Linked DNA regions of Homo sapiens: region 2 is linked to region 1. Evidence: read pairs that join two places in POLR2A ChIA-PET (ENCODE). Cell type or tissue: PC-3. All regions are shown on one strand. Links, peaks and the distances in the headings refer to the core of each region. The heading gives the core; the rest is flanking DNA.

Evidence for each region. Peaks named below come from ENCODE experiments on the same cell type or tissue, not always from the same donor. Only the 100,000 strongest peaks of a DNase experiment are listed, where the experiment ranks them.
Region 2: POLR2A ChIA-PET joins it to region 1 with 15 read pairs; 1 of 35 experiments calls an interaction of 5 or more read pairs at or near these places.

Annotation. Positions count from the first base shown.
Region 1 is chr9:110,945,569-110,955,627 of GRCh38, forward strand. The region is part of intron 4 of LPAR1 (lysophosphatidic acid receptor 1); the gene reads right to left. Among named protein-coding and RNA genes, the nearest start is that of LPAR1, 88 kb to the right of the region's middle. RefSeq lists a silencer at 7,149-7,198 and an enhancer at 7,233-7,732. In PC-3, for the core only: no CTCF peak of the experiment used is centred there; no DNase peak of the experiment used is centred there; H3K27ac peaks cover 4,842 bases.
Region 2 is chr9:110,531,444-110,541,502 of GRCh38, forward strand. The region is part of intron 3 of SVEP1 (sushi, von Willebrand factor type A, EGF and pentraxin domain containing 1); the gene reads right to left. LOC124902331 (U6 spliceosomal RNA) reads right to left here and starts at 8,355; the gene lies at 8,247-8,355. In PC-3, for the core only: no CTCF peak of the experiment used is centred there; a DNase peak (open chromatin) is centred at 5,578; H3K27ac peaks cover 1,959 bases.

The DNA of each region.
Region 1 (10,059 bases), core at 2,817-7,816:
AATAGTTTTTTATTGCTACTTTAACAAATTGCTATAAATTTAGCAGCATAAATATACAAATTTATTCTCTTACAGTCCTAGAGGTCAGAAGTCCAAAATAGGTCTCACAGGACTAAAATCACCGGGAAGGCAAAGCTCTGTTTCTTTCCAGGAGCTCTAGGGGAGAATCCGTTTCCTTGTCTTTTCCAACTTCTAGAGGCTGCCCACATCTCTTGGCTCATGGCTACCTGTCATCTTCAAAAGCTAGTAATGACTAGTCAGGTCTTTCTCACATGACTGACACTCAATCTTCTTTCTCACTCTACCACATTTGATGACCCCTGTGATTACACTGAGCCCACCCAAAAATCTAGGAGAAACTCCCCATCTCAACATCTTTAACTGAAACACATCTGAAAAGTCCCTTTCTCTATGCAAGGTAGTAGCCACAGGCTCTGAGGATTAAGTAATGGATATCTTTGGAAGCCATTATTGTGCCTATCAGAACAAACTGAAAAACAATTTCTGTATTAAAAATGGCAATGCAGGTAATGAAAGGAAGTATAAAAATTCCAGAAAACTGAAATGGCAGGTAGAAGACTAAGGAAATTCACCCAACACTCAGAAAAGAGTCAGAGATGACAAGAACAAAAGAAAAGAAGGCACATATAGGAAAAAAATTCAAGATGCACCAGGGGTCCAAGAAAGATTAGAAGGAACCTGAAAAACACAGCTCCAAACAGAAGACAAGTAATTGCCTAAAAAGAAAGGTCTCAGATTAGTGATTTAAATTTATGTAGATTACAAAACAAAGTTAATTAAAAGCAACTAAAATGTAGGTGTATCTTGATGAGATTTTGGGATCTCAATGGTAAAGAAAAATTGTAAGAGTTTAGAGAAAAAAAATAACAAGTCAAATATCTAAAGACAGAGAGAATCAGAACAGACCCATTATACAGAGAAATTTTTTGAGATACATAGCCAATTACATTGATGTTTTCATACGAGGACAATAAAGAACAGTCACAGAAATGTGAGTATTCAGAAAGAATGCCATCTACATTTCATCTACACTTCCTTCGTAGAGAAAGTGTATATAGTATTTAACTCTTGAGAAAAGAAAAAAATAAATACACACACACACACACAATAAATACAAGACCCTGGCAGCAAGCATTAAAACCCACAGAACATGATTCTAAATAATTGTTCTTCATAGGGTTATAAAACTTAAAGCAAATATCAAAAATAATTATTGAAAGAAGCTATACCTATTAATAAAATAGCAATTTAATAATAATCTGGGATTAAAATTACTTACTGTATAGATAAAAACTTGAAATGGGGAAGCAGAATGTAAACATATTAATTTTCTCTTATTACTCAAGTAAAAATGAGATGATTTAAATGTGACAAGTTTTCAAAAATAAAGTTAAATATGCTGATTCAAAAACCACTGAACTGAATAATACACTAAAGCAGAATGGCAACTTTTTGTATTACTGGAGAAAAACAGAGTGCAAAATAGGAGGAAAGCATAAGCAATACATAGAATGACAATTTTGTAAAATTTATGTAGGTGAGATTATAGATGATTTTTTCATCTTTAGAAAGTAGCTCATATTTATTGCAAGAAATTTTGGGAAGAACAAAAATACACTCATACAAAGTCCAATAAGTACTTTTCCAAAAAGCTCATTATAAAATCCAAATCACCATAATTAGAAACTTCTCTGTAATACGAAGTTATAGAATTTCACCCTGCCCAAGAAACAAAAACATAAATAAGATAGCATTATTCCCAAATTCAGTTGTCCTCAAAACTGAAAAGAGAAGTTCATATTCATGCCCTTTTCTCACCCATCAATTATTTTGTCTTAGGATGATAGGGTTCGAGGGAAGTGATCTCACTGGCTGCTCTATAGAGTAGATGTTACAAATCTCAGAAATTTACCTCACCTTATTGTGTGATCTCAAAATAAGTTATAACAAATCTGTCAAGCCTAAACGCTAAAGAGTCACATATGTTGTTTACCTTCACCATGCAATTCATTCATCCATGCACACATTCTTGAACGTTTATAGGATACCAGGTTGGGCATGGCACTGCATTATGCCTTCTAGGAGTACGACTGATGCACCCAAGTGCCTGGCATGGAGCCACTCACAGTACATCTGATGTGTTCTTCCATCTCTTGAAAGACAATTACATACTCATTGGCCAAGAGGAAGAAGGAACAGTTGGCATAAACTCACATGCTAGTAATTACACCAATGTGATTTAGTATTTAGATATGAATGTAAATATGTACTCTACTGAGATACTCTAAGGGAGACTGTAATCTATGCTGATAAAGAACTAGTAATAAGATATAAATCAAATCAAACCAACTTACTTCCTCCACTTCTGTTAAAATACAATAGAGTGAGCCGGGGCGGGGGCCTGATTTGTAGCTTTGGTTTAGCAGATCTCTTTCTGATTCTCATTTTCAACTAGCTAATTTGTTTTTCAATAAGTTCCAAAACTGTTCTGAATCTCAATTGTCTCATTTGTAAATTAAGGTAAGGATGACCTCTAAGACTTTTTAAATTCTTATTCTTAAATTCAAAATAATCAGGCCTATTTTCTTTCTCCAAAAAAGATTAGAAAAGAGACAGCATAGAATTTAATTAAATTCCATTAAGTCTCTATTAACAAGAAAAAAGTCCTCACCCTTCTTAGAGCTTCAAATTGGACATTTTAAAAAGTGAGATGTTTTGTCACAATAACTAGAAAATGGGCCACAAAACAATACTGATATCCACTAAAAATGATTTTAAACTAGAATACTTAAAATCGCTGAAGAATATGCAACTAGTAAATTTTAGGAGGTTTATCTGAAAAAGTACATAAAATGCTACTTCTTATAAAATAATAATGTATATCAATGTGATATACACATATGCAAAAAGAAACTGTGCAACACATAAATTGTAAGTTAATAAAAGTACTTTTTATCTATTATAGCCCATTGTCTACCATGCTGAGAAAAGGTACACATCATCATACTTGTCAAATTTCCAAAGAGAATTCTGTGTCAGTCCTAAGAGGAAGGAATGGAAAAATTCACTAAAAACACTAAGATGTGCTGGATAAAGTATAATAAATAGTCCTTAGATGCACTGCTAAGCTAAGAGGGAACTTAAACCAAGGTGAAAGGCTGTCCAGGCAGCAGATTGTCAGAGATCATGAGGACAGGGCTTTAATACTATTGGGAAACAGAAGATGAGCCCTTGGGCTTGACTGAGGCAGTGAGTTGGAATTGAGACCCACCCACCAAGCTAGCAGTCTCTAAGATCTTCGTATTGGTAAGTGTGTAGATCAAGAAAAAAAAAAAAAAAGATATCCCTACTTGCACTGGGAAGAACAAGGAAGTTTTGTCAAGCTCAGGCTCCAGATTGGAAAATAAATAAAGAGTCCCTTAAGAAATCATGACTCTAGTCCCATAAATCACACAAGGCTGGGATTTGAACTTAGACTACCTGTCAAGTCTGAGAACCCTCAGGAGAAGAAATTAACACAAACCAAGGTCCTGAGTTGGTGATATCCCCATGCTCCTCCCACTCACCGCCTAACACTAGCAAACACCAAACTTCTCTGGAGGACGAGACCTCAACACAGCCAGCCACACGGGATTCTCTCAAACCAGCCTCACTGAATATAAACTCATCTTCCAAAAGGAAAAAAACACAGGAGGATGCCACATGTGAGAATCCCCAGAACAGTTCACAGCAGGATTAGACCCAAGAATGTCAGATAATAAATGATTAAAGACAAAACGGAACTGACTGCATTCTCCCTTTTCCACTTCTATTGGTTCAAGAGTTATACATTGTTTCTATTCTTTAATGCTTAGTCTTAATATTTTAACATGCACACTTGACTAGAAGTCTGAAGGTAATCCTCTTCCCTTGATATGTTTTCTCTCCAGTGCCTCCACTCCCATCTTACATGTTACTGTGGCTCAACATTCTACTTCCATTTGTTCTGAAGCCTACCTAAAATTACTTGCTATTACTTATTTTCCCAGTTTATTTGGTTACCCCATAAGAAGCCAGTAGAATCATCTTACAAGAACAAACAAGGAGAGTAAGAACAACATGAATTATGAGTTAATCTAATTTAAGACCATAAATGAGAGTTTCTAAATAAAATGCAAGTAAATCAAATATGTATCTTCAAGATACACACAAACACACAGAAGATGGGGTGTGTGTATATATGACTAAATGGGTTGTATGTATATCAATTTCTTACGACTAAATAGGGTTTCCTCCAGAATGCAAAGATGATTTAACATTTAAAAAATGTGGTTACATAATTAACCACTCTAACAAATTGAAAGAGAGAAAAAAAGCCAATGATCATCTCAAAAGACATGGAAAATGTGCTTGGCAATTTTTAATACACTTTCATGATATTCTGACAATCTATAATTAGAAGATAATTAATTTCCCTAACTTATTGAAAAGTAGCTATCAAACATGTACACTAATTGTCATATTTAAGCATTCACTTTCAAAACATTCATATCATATTTAAATATGACATGAATGTCATATTTAAGCATTCACTTTCAAACAGAAACAAGGACAGGCGTGGTGGTTGATGCCTGTAATCCCAGCACTGTGAAGGGCTGAGGCAGGTGGCTCACTTGAGGCCAGGAATTTGAGACCAGTCTGGACAGCATGGCAAAATCCCATCTCTACTATAATAAAAATACGAAATTTAGCTGGGCATAGTGGTACATGCCTGTAATCCCAGCTATTTGGGAGGCTGAGGCATGAGAATTGCTTGAACCTGGGAGGCGGAGGTTGCAGTGAGCGGAGATAGCATCACTGCATTCCAGCCTGGGTGACACAGTAAGACTCTGTCTAAAAAAAAAAAAAAAAAAAACTGGAAATTTTTAAAAAACCTTATTTTTAACCACACATAATATAATCAGTTACACAGAAAATGCAAGACACCTATAAACAAACTGTATTAAGAGAGTTTAACAAATTTTCTGAATTAATCATCAAGCCATATGAATCAACTGCTCCTATAAAAATACCAGAAAAAAAAATTCTAGTTATTATTTCAAGAAAGAACACATTTACAGTAACAAGAGCTCTAACGTATCTAGGAATAAGTCTGACTTTACAAAAGCATACAAGCAAACCTAAATAAATGAAGAAATAAAATATTTTTGTGAATAGAGATGTAAAGATGTCAATTTTCCCAGTATCAATATATAAATTTAACATGATAAAATTAAAATCCCAAAAGGGTTTCTCATGGAACTTGACAGACTCCCTGAACATTGATATGAAAGCACAAAAGAACAACAATACCCAAGACAACTAGAAAACTAATAACTAGATGCGTTATTGAATACTACATTTTAAAGTGATGGTAGTTAGGACATTGTGATATTGGCATAGAAATACATGGATAGCCCAATGGAACAGAATAAAGAGCCTGAAACACACATATTATAACTTGATATGAGAGATATGATTTTACCCATCAATTGAGAAAATGACGTATCTGTTCATTCATGTAATAATACTTAAAAACTGAATATTTATTTTAAACACAGAAATCCGTTTCAGGCAATATGAAAATACACATATAATAAAATATAATTTTAAGAAGAAAATGAAAAAATATATTTATAAGCTCTGAAGAGGGGAATATTTCTAAATATGACCAAAAAGCATCGATAAAACTTGACTAATCAAAATTTTAAGACTTCTGTGCTGCAAAATCTAATGAGTGAAAAGAAAAACTAAATTAGTAGAAACTTTAGAAACACACATAAGAAAGACTTTCTCTACAGTGAAATGTAAAGACTTCTTACAAGTCAAAAAGGGAAAAGACAAACAATCCAACAGAAAAAGGGGCACCGATGTGGATAGGCAATTCACAGAAGAGAAAACCTTAAGAGCCAATAATCACAAGAAAAGAAAATTACATTTACAGGGAATCAGAGAATTAATTACAAACTGCAGTGAGATCCAATTTATTTCCATCAGGTTGGCAAAAATTACCAAGTTGGAAAATGTCAAGAGTCAGTGAGGTCAGTCCTACAGTGCTAGTGAAAGTAAAATTTAGTACAATAGCTTTGAAAAACAGTTTGGCAAAAACTACTAACTATGAACATGTTCATACACTAGATCAAAAGATTCTAACCCTAGTTTAAAAAAAAAATCACACATGTGCCTAACGAGAGACACATGAATTCCAATTGCCACTCTTTTAAAATATCAAAAGCAACACAAATATTTATCAACTGGTGAAGGAATAAATCACAATATTACCAGAAAGATATAAAGCAGTTAAAATAAACAAAGTATAGCTTTAAATATGCTAATGACTAAAGCAATTTGCACAAGGATGCATGCAGTACATTATTCTTGTGAATATTAAAAACTTGCAGAAGCCAAGACGGCTGACTAGAGGCATCTGGTACTCACCTCCTCCACAAAGAACAGAAATAGCAAGTAGATAGTCACACTTTAAACAGACCACCTAAAAAAGAGTACTAGAATTCAACAGAGAAGTGACAGGAAACACCTAAGGCAAGGAAGAAGAGGGAAGCAAGGCAGCCTGCTGTTCTGGGACTGGCGAGAAGCCTGGAACAGCTCTTCGATGTAGGGAAAGGGGAAGTGACCTCCAGTGGTCCACAATCCCACCAGACTCCAATCCTAGCCACAGGAGAGCCCCTCAACCCAAAAGGGCCCTGAAACTGATGTAGGGAGCTGCCTGGAGACCATGCAACAGCGTTACTCCAGAGACAGAGCTCATGCCAATTCCCACCTTCCCCCTCACCCTCTAGTCCTAAGCAGCTACAGCAAAGCACCACTTTGAGAACCCAGCCCCCACCAAACTGCATCTACCCAAGGGGCCCAAGACCCTCCTCTCTCCACATATCTGAAGCTACACTGACACCCTCTGCTTACATCTACCACCACAGCTGACTGCCATTGGCAGCAACTCTGCTGCCCACGATAGCAGGGCTACAACACACTTAAAAGTGCCCTGAGGAAAGGCTACTCTGCTTATAGCTGCTACCTGGGGCTGAAGCATGTGCTCTCCAACCACCTGTCTGTGGTTGCTGCCACTGAAAGCAACCCCGCCCTCCCCAGCAGTAGGACCACAGCACAGCCATTGCCACCCCCACCAAGCATTCCACTGCAGAACTGAGGATCACCCCGCCCCTGCCTACCACAGCTAGCACCAGCACTTGGGAGCCTGAGGACACGTCCACCTGGCCCAGCTCCACTGTCTACCTCCAGTGCTCAAGCATGCCATCCAGGGGCCTTGGGATCACCCTGCCCCAACCACCACCACTGGCACCTGAGCACACTTCCTGGGGATCTCAGGATGGGCTCACCCAAACTGCCACTATCACCTCAGTTGGCACACAGACGTATGTGCCAACTGCAGGCCTGGCGACTGGCCCTCCCAGCCTGTTGCAGCCACTGTCAACACAGTATGGACCACCTGGATCCCACAGGGTTGCCCCATCACTAATACTGCTATCTCCCACACCACACCTGACACTCAGAGGGACCTAAGGACCTACCCACATGCCTGGCCCACTCAGGCAAGCCTGGAGGCTCAAGAATCAGCCTGCCTGGACCTCTTACACTGGTACCAGCATACACCAAGAACAGGCATGCTCAGCCTGCAACTGCCACTACTGAGGCTCAGGACTGACCCATCTGACATCCCCGGCCCCAGCAAACCTTTGCCACAGCCTCCACAACCAACCACACCCAAAGCCACTTAAAGAATTACAGACACATAGTCCGGGCGTAGTGGCTCATGCCTGTAATCCCAGCACTTTGGGAGGCCGAGGTGGACAGATCACCTGAGGTCGGAAGTTCAAGACCAGCCTGATCAACATGGAGAAACCCCAACTCTACTAAAAATACAAAATTAGCCGGGCATGGTGGCACATGCCTGTAATCCCAACTACTTGGGAGGCTGAGGCAGAAGAATGGCTTGAACCCAGGAGGCAGAGGTTGTGGTGAGCCAAGATCGTGCCATGTCACTCCAGCCTGGGCAACAAGAGTGAAACTTGGTCTCAAAAAAAAAAAAAAAAATTACAGACACTACTGATGCATTTACAGCCAAAGAAATTATATGGAGACTACACTACTTCACATACTCAGAATCAAAGCCAAAGTGACCTACACAACCAACACCATAGATACATCTTCAGGAAAACATCCTCCCCTATGAAAGTAAATTCCCAAAACTGGAATAAGAAAATTTTATATCAGATGTGCAAATTATCAACATGCGAACAAAAGAAACACAAAAAAGCAAGGAACTATGACACCTTCAAAAGAGCACAATAATTCTTCAGCAATAGACTTGAATGAAAAAGAAACTTATGAAATCCAGGACAAAGAATTCAAAATAATAATATTTTAAAAAATAGTGAATTATAAGAGAATTCAGATTAAACAATAAAAAGAAATCAGAAAAGCAATTCAGGATATAAATGAGAAATTTAGCAGAGACAGATATCATTAAAAAGAACCAAACAGAAATCTTGGTACTAAAGAATTCACTGAAAGAAATACAAAATACATTCAAAAAGCTTCAACAACAGACAACAGACAAGATCAAGGAGAACAATTTCAGAATTTGAAGACAGGTCTTTTGACATAACCCAGGCAGACCAAAAGAGAAACAAAAGGATAAAAAAAGAATGAACAAAGCCTATGTGACATATTGGACACAATATACTGATCAAATATTTGAATTTTACATGTTCCAGAAGGCAAAGAGAAAAATGAAAGGGAAAGAAGACCTATTTAACAAAATAACAGCTGAAAATTTCCCAAGTCTAGCAAGAGAATTAGACATCCAGATATAGGAGGCTCAGGGATCCCCAAACAGATACAACCCAAAAAGGTCTTCTCCAGCACATAATAATCAAACTATCAAAAGTCAAGGACAAACAGAGAATTATAAAAACCTCAAGAAAAACAAAAAGCATCAAGTCACTTATAAGGGAACCCTCATCAGACTAACAGATTTGTCAGGAGAAATTGTACAGGCCAGGAGAGAATGGGATGGGATGACACATTCATTCGAAGTGCTGAAGGAGGAAAAAAACAAACAAACAAACAAACAAAAAAAACTGCCAGTAAAGATACTATACCCAGCAAAGTTATCCTTCATAAATGTAGAATAAATAATGTATTTCCCAAACAAGCAAAAGCTGAGGGAATTACCACTAGACCATACCTACAAGAAATGCTTCAGGGAGTCCTACACTTGGAAGTGACAGGATAATTTCTACCATCATGAAAACATACAAAAGTGTAAAACCCACTGGTAGAGCAAACACACAAATGAGGAAGAGAAAGAATTCATATGTTACCACTAAAGAAAACCACAAAACCACAATGATAAACAGTAAGAAAGAAAGGAAAAAGGATACATGAAACAACCAAAAATCAATTAACAAAATGACAGGAATAATCCCTCACATATCAATAACAACCAAGAATGTAAACAGATTAAACTTTCCACTTAAAAGATACAGCCTGGCTGAATGGATTTAAAAACGTGATCCAACTATACTGTTACCCACAAGAAACTCATCTCATCTGTGAAGAAACATGTAGACTGAAAGTAAAAAGACAGAAAAAGATATTCCATGCAAATGAAAACCAAGAATGAACACAAGTACCTATACACATGTCAGATAAAATGGACTTTAAATTAAAACAGTAAAAAGAGATAAAGAGGGTCATTACATAACGATAAAGGAATCAATCCAGGAAGATGTAACAATTCTAAACATATACACCAAACACAGAAACAACTAGATGTATAATATTATTAGACCTAAAGGAAGAGACAGATTCCAATACAATAATGGTTGGTGACCTCAACACCCCACTCTCAGCATTGGGAAAAAAATTAACAAATAAACATTGGATTTAAACTACACTTTACACAAAAATGGACCTAATAGACATTTAGAGAACATTTCATCCAACTGCTATAGAATATACATTCTTTGTATCAGC
Region 2 (10,059 bases), core at 3,083-8,082, 410 kb before region 1:
TCTCGTGACAGTGAGTGAGTTCTCATGAGATCTGATGGTTTTATAAGAGGATTTCCCTGCATTTGCTCAGCACTTCTCCTTGCTGCCACTACATGAAGGATATGTTTACTTCCCCTTCTGCCATGATTGTAAGTTTCCTGAGGCCTCCCCAGCCCTGCAGAACTGTGAGTCAATTAAACCTCTTTCCATTGTAAATTACCCAGTCTCAGGTATATCATCATTAGAAGTGTGAGAACAGACTAATACAGCCACCTATGGTAGAAATAGTTTGATTAATGGATTTGTTAAATAGCTCGTTTAGTAAAAATCCACAGTACCCTGAATGCTATGTCTTGCACTGTTGCATGAATTAAAACACTACCCCAAACCATCAATATATGCAAATAGCTTTAGACACACACATGTGCACTACTGTGGTTTTAGGAATAAATTTGGAAACAATCTTAGTAACCACATAACATAAAAGAGATAAATGTGTGATTAGCCACTTCCTATTGTTGAACTCAGCCTTCCAGATGGCTTATTTTGATACTAAGCCAGTGCTTCCCAGGGTCAGTAGACTTGTTCACCTTCACTTCTCCAAAAAAGGAATGGAAAATTCCCAGGAAGTTGGGAACCAAGCAGAGTTCCCATATGCTGTGTTCTAGTATCTAAACATGCATCTCACTTTATTTATTTACTCCTTCATTCATTCACCAAAAATTTATTAATGCTTACTCCAAGTCCATATGTTTTTTAGGAGAGGCTATAAAAAAATAAAGGAGGCATAATCTTGCCCCAGAGGAATTCATAGAATATTAGAGAAAAGAAAACCTACCAAACATTATAATACCATATGGTAAGTGTGAACAGAGAGAAGATATTTATGACCCTCAAATTTCAGGTCTAGCTGTGTCAGAGCTATAAATCTAAGGGAGAAGGGATGAGAGGAAAGGTGTCATAGAAGTTAGTTTGCTGTAAATCGAGAAGGACTAGTAAGAAATGAACGGACACACAAGGCATGAGGGTATTCTAGGCAAAGGGAACAAAACTGCACAAGTGGATTCATGAAAAGGCTTGAAGTGACTGAGGAGTCACTAGCAGCTTGGGGTATCTGGAGCATAAGATGCTGCAATGATCATACCCAAGAGATCATTCAACCCTAGTAGAATCACAGAATTTGATATTTCTTCTAAAAGTTTTTAAAAAGAATTACAGTAGTGTTTTTTGAATCATTTTAATGCACTAATCCAATCTGTTAATATGGAACAGGGTTTCTTAACGTCAATATTATTGATGTTTGTAGCCTCTCAGGGGCTGTCTGGGGCACTGTGGGATGTCTAGCAGCATCCCTGACTGCTATCTGCTAGGTAATAGTAGCTCTTTCCAGCTATGACAACCAAAGTTTCCTCCAGAAACTTTGCCGAATGTCCCCTGGGGAGGGGGCAAAATTGCTTCCTGTAGAGCAACAATCCCCAACATTTTTGGTACCAGGGACTGGTTTCATGGAAGATAATTTTTCCACTGACTAGGGTACGGGATGGTTTCAGGATGAAACTGTTCCACTTCAGATCATTTGGCATTAGATTCTCATAAGCAGCATGCAAACTAGATGCCTCACATGTGCAGTTCACAATAGGGTTCACTCTCCTATGAGAATCTAATGCTGCCGCTGATCTGACAGGAGGCAGAGCTCAGGCGGTAAGGCTTGCTCACCTGCCGCTCACCTCCTGCTATGCAGCCCTGTTCCTAACAGGCCACAGATCAGTACCGGTCCATGGCCCAGAGGTTGGGAACTCCTGCTGTAGAGAACTACCACTGATGGAGCACAGTAATTTATGCCAATCAGCACTTACTACATGCCTGGCCCTTTAGCAAGCTTTTATTCACATCTTATTTAATGTTTCTCACGAGCCTACTATTATTAACCACATTTCATAGACTAGGAAACTCATGTCATAGAGATGAAAAACTGCCCAGAAAAACACAGTAGGTGACAGAATCAGGATTCATCCCACTAACTGGTATCAATAACTATACATGATATGAGCACACAGTTGCATAATGACTGAATCATTCACAAACCACATGTAAGGGAACTGAGCATCCTTGAATTTTACTATCCTCAAACCAATCTATTGTGGATACCCGGGGTTACTATCTCTGTGTGTCTGTGTGTGTGTGTGCACGCACACGTGTGTGTGTATTTTGGCATCCCCAGCACTTAGCACACTATAAGGCACACCATGTTTTCAACGAGTTTGGAATGATGGGCAATTTGAACAAGCATAGCCCGATTTCCTCTAGCTTGGGCTATCATTTTCAAATTGCTAACATTGGCCATCATCTAAACTTGGCTAATCATGTAACATTTAGTGAACAATAACCCCATGCAGGCCCTGTGGAACCAAACACTGGGAATACTAAGCTACAATTTAGAAGCAACTGTTTATTGAAAATATAACCTGGAAATAGCAGCAAAATATTTCTGGATCATTTCTTTGATGGATAATGACTGAGCAATGAGTGCTATGGATGAATTGCAAGTAACAGCATGAACTCTAGGGTCAGAGATCTGGGTCTGCAGGCTAAGTCCACCACTTTTTTAAACTTTTACTTTAGATTCAGGGGTACATGTGCAGGTTTGTTATATAGGTAAACTCACATCATGGGGGTTTATTATACAGGTTATTTCATCACCCAGGTACTGAGCCTAGTACCCAATAGTTATTTTTTCTGATCCTCTCATTCCCCATACCCTCCACCCTCAAGTAGGCCCCAGTTTCTATTGTTTCCTTCTTTGTCTTCATGACGTCTCATCATTTAGCTCCCACTTACAAGTAAGAACATGTGGTGTTTGGTTTTCTGTTCCTGTGTTAGTTTGCTCAGGATAATGGCTTCCAACTCCATCTATGTTCCTGCAAAGGACATGATCTCATTCCTTTTCATGGCTGCATAGTATTCCATGGTGTACATGCACCACATTTTCTTTATCCAATGTCATTGATGGGCATTTATGTTAACTCCACGTTGTTGTTATTATGAATAGCGCTGCAATAAACATTTGCATGCATGTGTCTTTATGGTAGACTGATTTATATTCCGTTGGGTATGTGCCCAGTAACAGGATTGCTGGGTCCAGTGGTAGTTCTATTTTTAGCTCTTTGAGGAATCATCACACTGCTTTCCACAATGGTTGAACTAATTTACATTTCCACCCACAGTGTGTAAGTGTTCCCTTTTCTCAGCAATCTCATCAGTATCTGTTGTTTTTGACATTTTAATAATATCTATTCTGACTAGTATGAGGTAGTATCTCACTGTGGTTTGATTTGCATTTCTCTAATGATCAGTGGTATTGAGCATTTTTTCATATGCTCATTGGGTGCGTGTATGCCTTTGAAAACGGTCTGTTCATGTCCTTTGCCCATGTTTTAATGGGGTTGCTTTTTTTCTTGTAAATTTGTTTAAGTTCCTTATAGGTGCTGGATATTAGGCCTTTGTCAGATGCAGCATTTGCAAATATTTTCTCTCATTCTGTAGGCTGTCTGTTTAGTCTGTTGATAGTTTCCTTTGCTGTGTAGAAGCTCTTAAGTTTTACTAGATTCCATTTGACAGTTTTTGCTTTTGTTGAAATTGCTTTTGGTGTCTTGTCATAAAACCTTTGCCCATTCCTATGTCCAGAATGGTATTGTCTAGGTTGTCTTCCAGGGTTTTTATAGTTTTGGGTTTTACATTTAAGTCTTTAATCCTTCTTGAGTTGATTTTTTATATGGTATAAGAAAGGGATTCTGTTTCAATCTTCTGCATATGGCTAGCCAGTTATCCCAGCACAATTTATTGAAAAAGGAGTCCTTTCCCCATATCTTGTTTTTGTCCATTTTGTCAAAGATCAGATGGTTGTAGGTGTGTGACCTTATTTCTGGGCTGTCTATTCTGTTCCATTGGTCTATGTGTCTGTTTTTGTACCAGTACCATGCTATTTTGGTTACTGTAGGCCCATAGTATAGTTTGAAGTTGAGTAACATGATGCGTCCACCTTTTTTCTTTTTTCTTAGGATTGTCTTGGCTATTCTGGGTCTTTTTTGGTTTGAACTTAAAATTGTATTTTCTAGTTCTGTCATGAATGTTATTGGTAGTTTGATAGGAATAGCATTGAATCTGTAAATTGCTTTGGGAGGTATGGCCATAGTAATACTGATTCTTCCTACCCATGAGCATGGAAGGTTTTCCCATTTGTTTGTGTCATCTCTGATTTCTTTGAGCAGTGTGTTGTCATTCTCATTGTAGAGATCTTTCACCTCCCTGGTTAGCTGTATTCCTAGGTATTTTATTCTTTTTGTGGCAATTGTGAATGAAATTACATTCCTGGTTTTTTTGTACATTGATTTTATATTCTGAAACTTTGCTGGAGTTGTTTATCAGCTGAATGAGTTTTTGGACAGCGACTATAGGGTTTTCTAGATATGGAATCATGTCTTCTGCAAATTGAGATAGTTTGACTTCCTCTCTTCCTATTTGAATGTCCTTTATTTCTTTCTGTTGCCTGAATGCCCTGGCCAGGACTTCCAATACTATGTTTAATAGGAGTGGTGAGAGAAAGCATCCTTGTCTTAAGCCAGTTTTCAAGTATTGTCCTCATTCAGTATGATGCTGGCTGTGGATCTGTCACAGATGGCTCTTATTAGTTTGAGGTATGCTTCTTCAATATCAAGTTTATTAAGAGTTTTTAACATAAAGGAATGTTGAATTTCATCAAAAGCCATTTCTGCATCTATTGAGATAATCATGTGGTTTTTGTCTTTAATTCTGCTTATGTGATGCGTCACATTTATTGATTTGCTTATGTTGAACCAACCTTGCATCCCAGGGATGAAGCCTACTTGGTCACAGTGAACTCTACCTCTTTATAGTTGAATGACATTAGAAAAACTACTTAAATTATTCAAAACTGTTTCCTCTTCTGCAAATGAGAAATGTATGTAAGGCAAAGACTTTGCAAGTGGCATGTGAATGTCACATGCATCATTTTAAAAGAACCAATTTCCAGAACCTCAACATACATATATAACTAAATTAGTATGCTGGAGAAAGTGTCTATGGCACCTTTTCACAATTGCATTTCATTTTTCAAAAGAAATGTGAACTTCTCACCCCTTCAAATTTTACTAGGGTACATTGCCCCGAGGTGAAAAATCTTTAGCATGATTCAAAATCTTGACATTTGGAAACCCTTCTTTAATCAAGAAATAATAAGCAGGGTCTTTAAGAAGCTTTTCTTTTTTTTATTATACTTTAAGTTCTAGGGTACATGTGCATAACGTGTAGGTTTGTTACATATGTATACATGTGCCATGTTGGTGTGCTGCACCCATTAACTCGTCATTTACATTAGGTATCCTCCTTAACTCATTTTATAAGAAGTTTTTCTTAACTACAGGCACTGTTTTACAGCATATCTCCAGAACTTATTCATCTTGCATAACTAAAACTAACAGATAGTCATTTAACAGTCCTAGTAAAGTCTTTTTGGAGGGCATCCCAGAAATTGAGAAAGTGAATGATTGCGATGATTGTGTAACAACTCCTTTTGTACGTCAAAATGTTTCAAATTCTTCAATTTCAATAAAGATGTAAAGGACCTAAGGGACTTGTAAGCTAATAACTCATTTACGATACTTTTTTGATGATAGATAACCGATGTTATTTTTGGCATGCAACTCAGGAGGAACTCCAAGAATTGAGTGACATCAATTTAACACAACTTATTCAAGTCCCATGTACATATTTATATGAAGAAGGTTTTCAGCACTAAAATCCATAAAAGTGAAAAAAGGAAATAAAATTGATGTTGTATGCTCTCTTAACCTAACAATGAATAATAAAAATCCATGGATACATGAACTAATTAACAATGCATCTTATTAAGAAGTGAATTTTCAATAGTATTTTTATGTGTGAGAAAGTATCAAAATGTATAACATGCATGACAAATTATATACAAACAGCAATTGTGATAATAACTCAGTCTAGTAGCACCTTTGGTCACAGAACATTTAAAAATTAATTTCAATTTTTATCCACAATTTTTGTAGTGGAGAAGTACAATTCTGTGATCAACAGAAGGCTTTGGAAAAAAATATGTTACATTAGAATAGAATTATGTAGTGGAAGTAGAATAGAAGAGGACTAAGAAAATAAGAAGCCAGCAAAATTTCTGTAATGAAAAGGGTGCTTGTTAACAAATGGATACTCAAAACATTTGCTATAATATTTAGATTTTAGTAGGTATATTTGAAACTGATACAATAATTTTATTTTAAAATGTCAATACAGTATTATGAATTACCATCTTTTAAAGTCCTGCCAAAAAAATTTAGATGGCCATTTAAAAATCAACGAGGGATTTGTAAATTTTCCATTTTTTTTTTTAGGGGTTACATGAGCAAGTGTTTGAAGATCATGATTCAGTTAGTAGATGTTAAATGTTTTCCCTTTGTTCACGTATCATTTTTATTGGAGAGAGTCTCTTATAATGGGGCTAGGGAAAGGAAGAAGAGAAAGATAAGATCTTATAACAATAAGCAGATATTGATCACAATCCTTATCTTGAGAATTCTTGGCAACTGTATATATTTTTTGAGTATTTCTAAGGAACACAACACACTGACTTTGGGGGTTTGTGATGCTTCACACCAATAGTCTAATTTTATGTGTGTTACAATCATGATAGACTGGAAAATGCACTATCAGGGCTGAATACCTACCTCATTCAATAGAAATGGAACAAACTAGCCTGATTTAGGCAACAGTTACAAATTCTCCAGCTTAAGTTGATGGAACCAGTGTCAACATGCTAGCGATATTCCTTCATAAAAAGCAAATGGGAATACATTGTATAAATTCCTTATACCTTACAAATCCATTATTACATACCACTGAGGATATTTTTGGGGAAAAGAAATCAGCCAAGCTCTGCTTACAGAACAAGATTTCCAAATGTTTTGGTTTTCATTCAAGAATTTCTAGAGCTCTTTGTCCTCTCTCTTTCCAAAGAAATGATATAATATTTAGACAGGAAAGTGTGTATGTGTGCAGGGTAGGAGTGGAGATTTGTGTGCATATATTTACACGTATAATAAGATACTCCCAAATAAATATTCCAGTGTTTCTATTTCGATAGTGTTTCCTCCTTTTATGAAAATAATATAGCTGGAGCTTTGGCTCAAGTTATCTGGCCTTCAGCCTTGGCCTCTATCCAGCTATAATGTTCAATCTGCTAATCATGCCTAACTCATTGAAATATAGTCAATCTCTGCAAAAGAGCACTGTCCTCAAGATGCCTGTTGTCTCTATACTTTGTGTCTCTCAAATCCCTCCGGGGAAATTCAGAACAGCTGCAACTGCTTGGATTTACGACCAGAGTTCACTGACTACTCTCAATGTGATTTGATGATCTATCCATCTTAAAATGACTAATCTAGGATTTGATTTGTTGTTGGCAAAGGTTAATCAAATGTAAATATTTTGGTTTTAAATAAATTAAAAGCATTTTAAGAATTTCTTACCTAGTACCTTTGTGCTAGGAATCCTGTGGTGCTCAAGGCAAACATGAAAATCTTGCAATTGCCTAAGATTTCAGCAATGAGTTCTGTTCCACTTAAAATTCTGGTATTAAAGTTTACTTCTTACTGACATCCTTTTTCTTGAGCACTTACTTACTATAGGCTCTGAAGACAAGCAGTGGGGATACCAAACGAATTAGAAAGTCACTGCCTGTTAGCAACACTTATGAAGGAGGAACAAAGACAATAGTTAGGTGTGATGGGAAAGGGAGCCAGAAAATGCATGAATAAAGATCCAAGGAATGAAATAGCATACGAGCTGCAGAAAACTAGAATTAGTTCGAGCTTTCAGCTCAAAGAATAAAGGAGAGGTCAAGTCATGCTAAGCCTTTATACCATGTGAAGGTGCCTGAACTTTATTGTATGAGTGGGTCATAATTCGAAAACATTAAACAGAGTACAGTATGACCAGATTTGAATTTTATATAACTCATTCTGTTCTTTTCCTTCTGAGTATTAGGTTGAACAATATGAAGATGCTACTTTGTAAGTTTAAAATGATCAAATATTGATAATAAATATTGATAATATTATAAGGGACAAACTAATACTTAACAGATTTTTAAAGTATATATATACACATATATGTATGTGTTACATATATATGTATAATATATGTACATTACATATATATATGTATATTTAAATAAGAAATGCTTCATGAATTTGCTAGTCACCCTTGCACAGAGGGGCCATGCTAATTTTCTCTGTAACACTCCGATTTTAGTATATATGCTGCCAAAGCAAGCACAAAAATTATATTCTTAATTGTGAGTCTGTTTGTTAAATTTCTATCCCATAGAATAATAAAAATTGAAATTAATTTTTAAATGTTCTGTGACCAAAGTGGCTAGACTATAGACTGTGCAGCCAGAAAACTCGAGCTCATATCCCAGCTCTATTAGCTGTGTGACCCTGGACAAATTGCTTAAGTTCTCAGACTTTTAGTTTCCTTATCTATAAAATGAGAAAATGCTCCAGAGAGTTATTGTAAAGATTACGAGTTAATATAAACAATGCTTAGAAAATGGTCTGGTACATAGTAAGCACTATTTAATATTAGCTACTATTGTTATTATTATCAGTTATTGCTCTCATCACCATCATCATTATCATTATCATCATCATCATTCTCACTATCCAAATGCCTAGGTGAAAGGTAAAGGATGAAGACAGTCATACTAGTAACAGAGGTGGAAATGTAAGTAACACCTTCTTTTCATTAGATCCACAGTTTTGCAATACTGTTCCCTTAGCTGAAATTTAATAACTAAACCCAGAATAATATTTTCTCCATCCTCTAAATCTAATTATGTGGTGTTAAAATACCAGACCTACATTCCTGAGTCATCCAAAATATTTGCAGTAAATGAAACAGAGTTATGTAGGGTTTTTTAAAAAAACAACAACAACAACAGCAAAATACCAATGCTTTTGTAAAACATTGATTGATTTACCACAAGAAAAGTATTGATATCTGGGTATTCCTGTTTTTCTCCATTTCTGGTTTCTTAAGGAGTAATGTAACATCAAGAGAAAAGAACAAGAACGACAAGACCACTAGCTAAAAGCACATGATTAACTTGAAACTAATTCATTGAAGTTTTGAGTCAAGGGAAATTATAAACCAGTTCAAACATATCATATGCTATAAAACTGAACTCTTTGACAGACTATTACTTGTCAGTGATTTCTAACAAATACCTCTAACAAAGACTGGTATTCAAGTTAGGATTTTCATGACATGGAACAGATCTACAATTATTACAATATTTTTGTGCATCAGGATCTTGTCCATGAAGTAGCTGCTTACTGTGACAGTGGCGTTCATTTCAAGGGAAGCCACCGCCTTGGCTACAGATTTGAGAGGTCATTGTTTGAAGACTCAATTAACCCAGACCACCAATCTCCCACAACAACGAGGAAGAAAGAGAAGACCACAGTAATATCATGATGGTCAGCTATCTTTGGTCTCAAGGGTACCTGTGAGATAGCCTTGGCCTGGGAATTGGAATACCTTAATTCTACTTCAGCTCTGCCACAAATTTACTACATGATGATGGGATGGGATTTCCTCATCTTCCGAACGAATGATGAGGAAAAACCCTTATGGGCATTTCTAATATTCTACTTGTCTATGAAACTAACAAATATAACTCATCTCAGCATCTGTCCTTATCCTAATCAAGGTAAACAACCTCTACTTTTTGTCTGTTTTATTATTATTGTTTTTAAACTTGTCATTGACCTGAAGCTTAATAACATCTGCTTTCTTCAACATTCAATGGCACATTATTCCTCTGCTTTCTCCCATCTAATAGTCTTGCTTTTCACTGGATACTCATCAGATTAAAAGTGTATTCCACCTTTAGTAGGTGCAAGGGCTCTTTACTAGGTGCAAGGCCTGTGCGCCAGCATGCACTGGTGAATGCACAGGATAATACCCCTAGTCTAG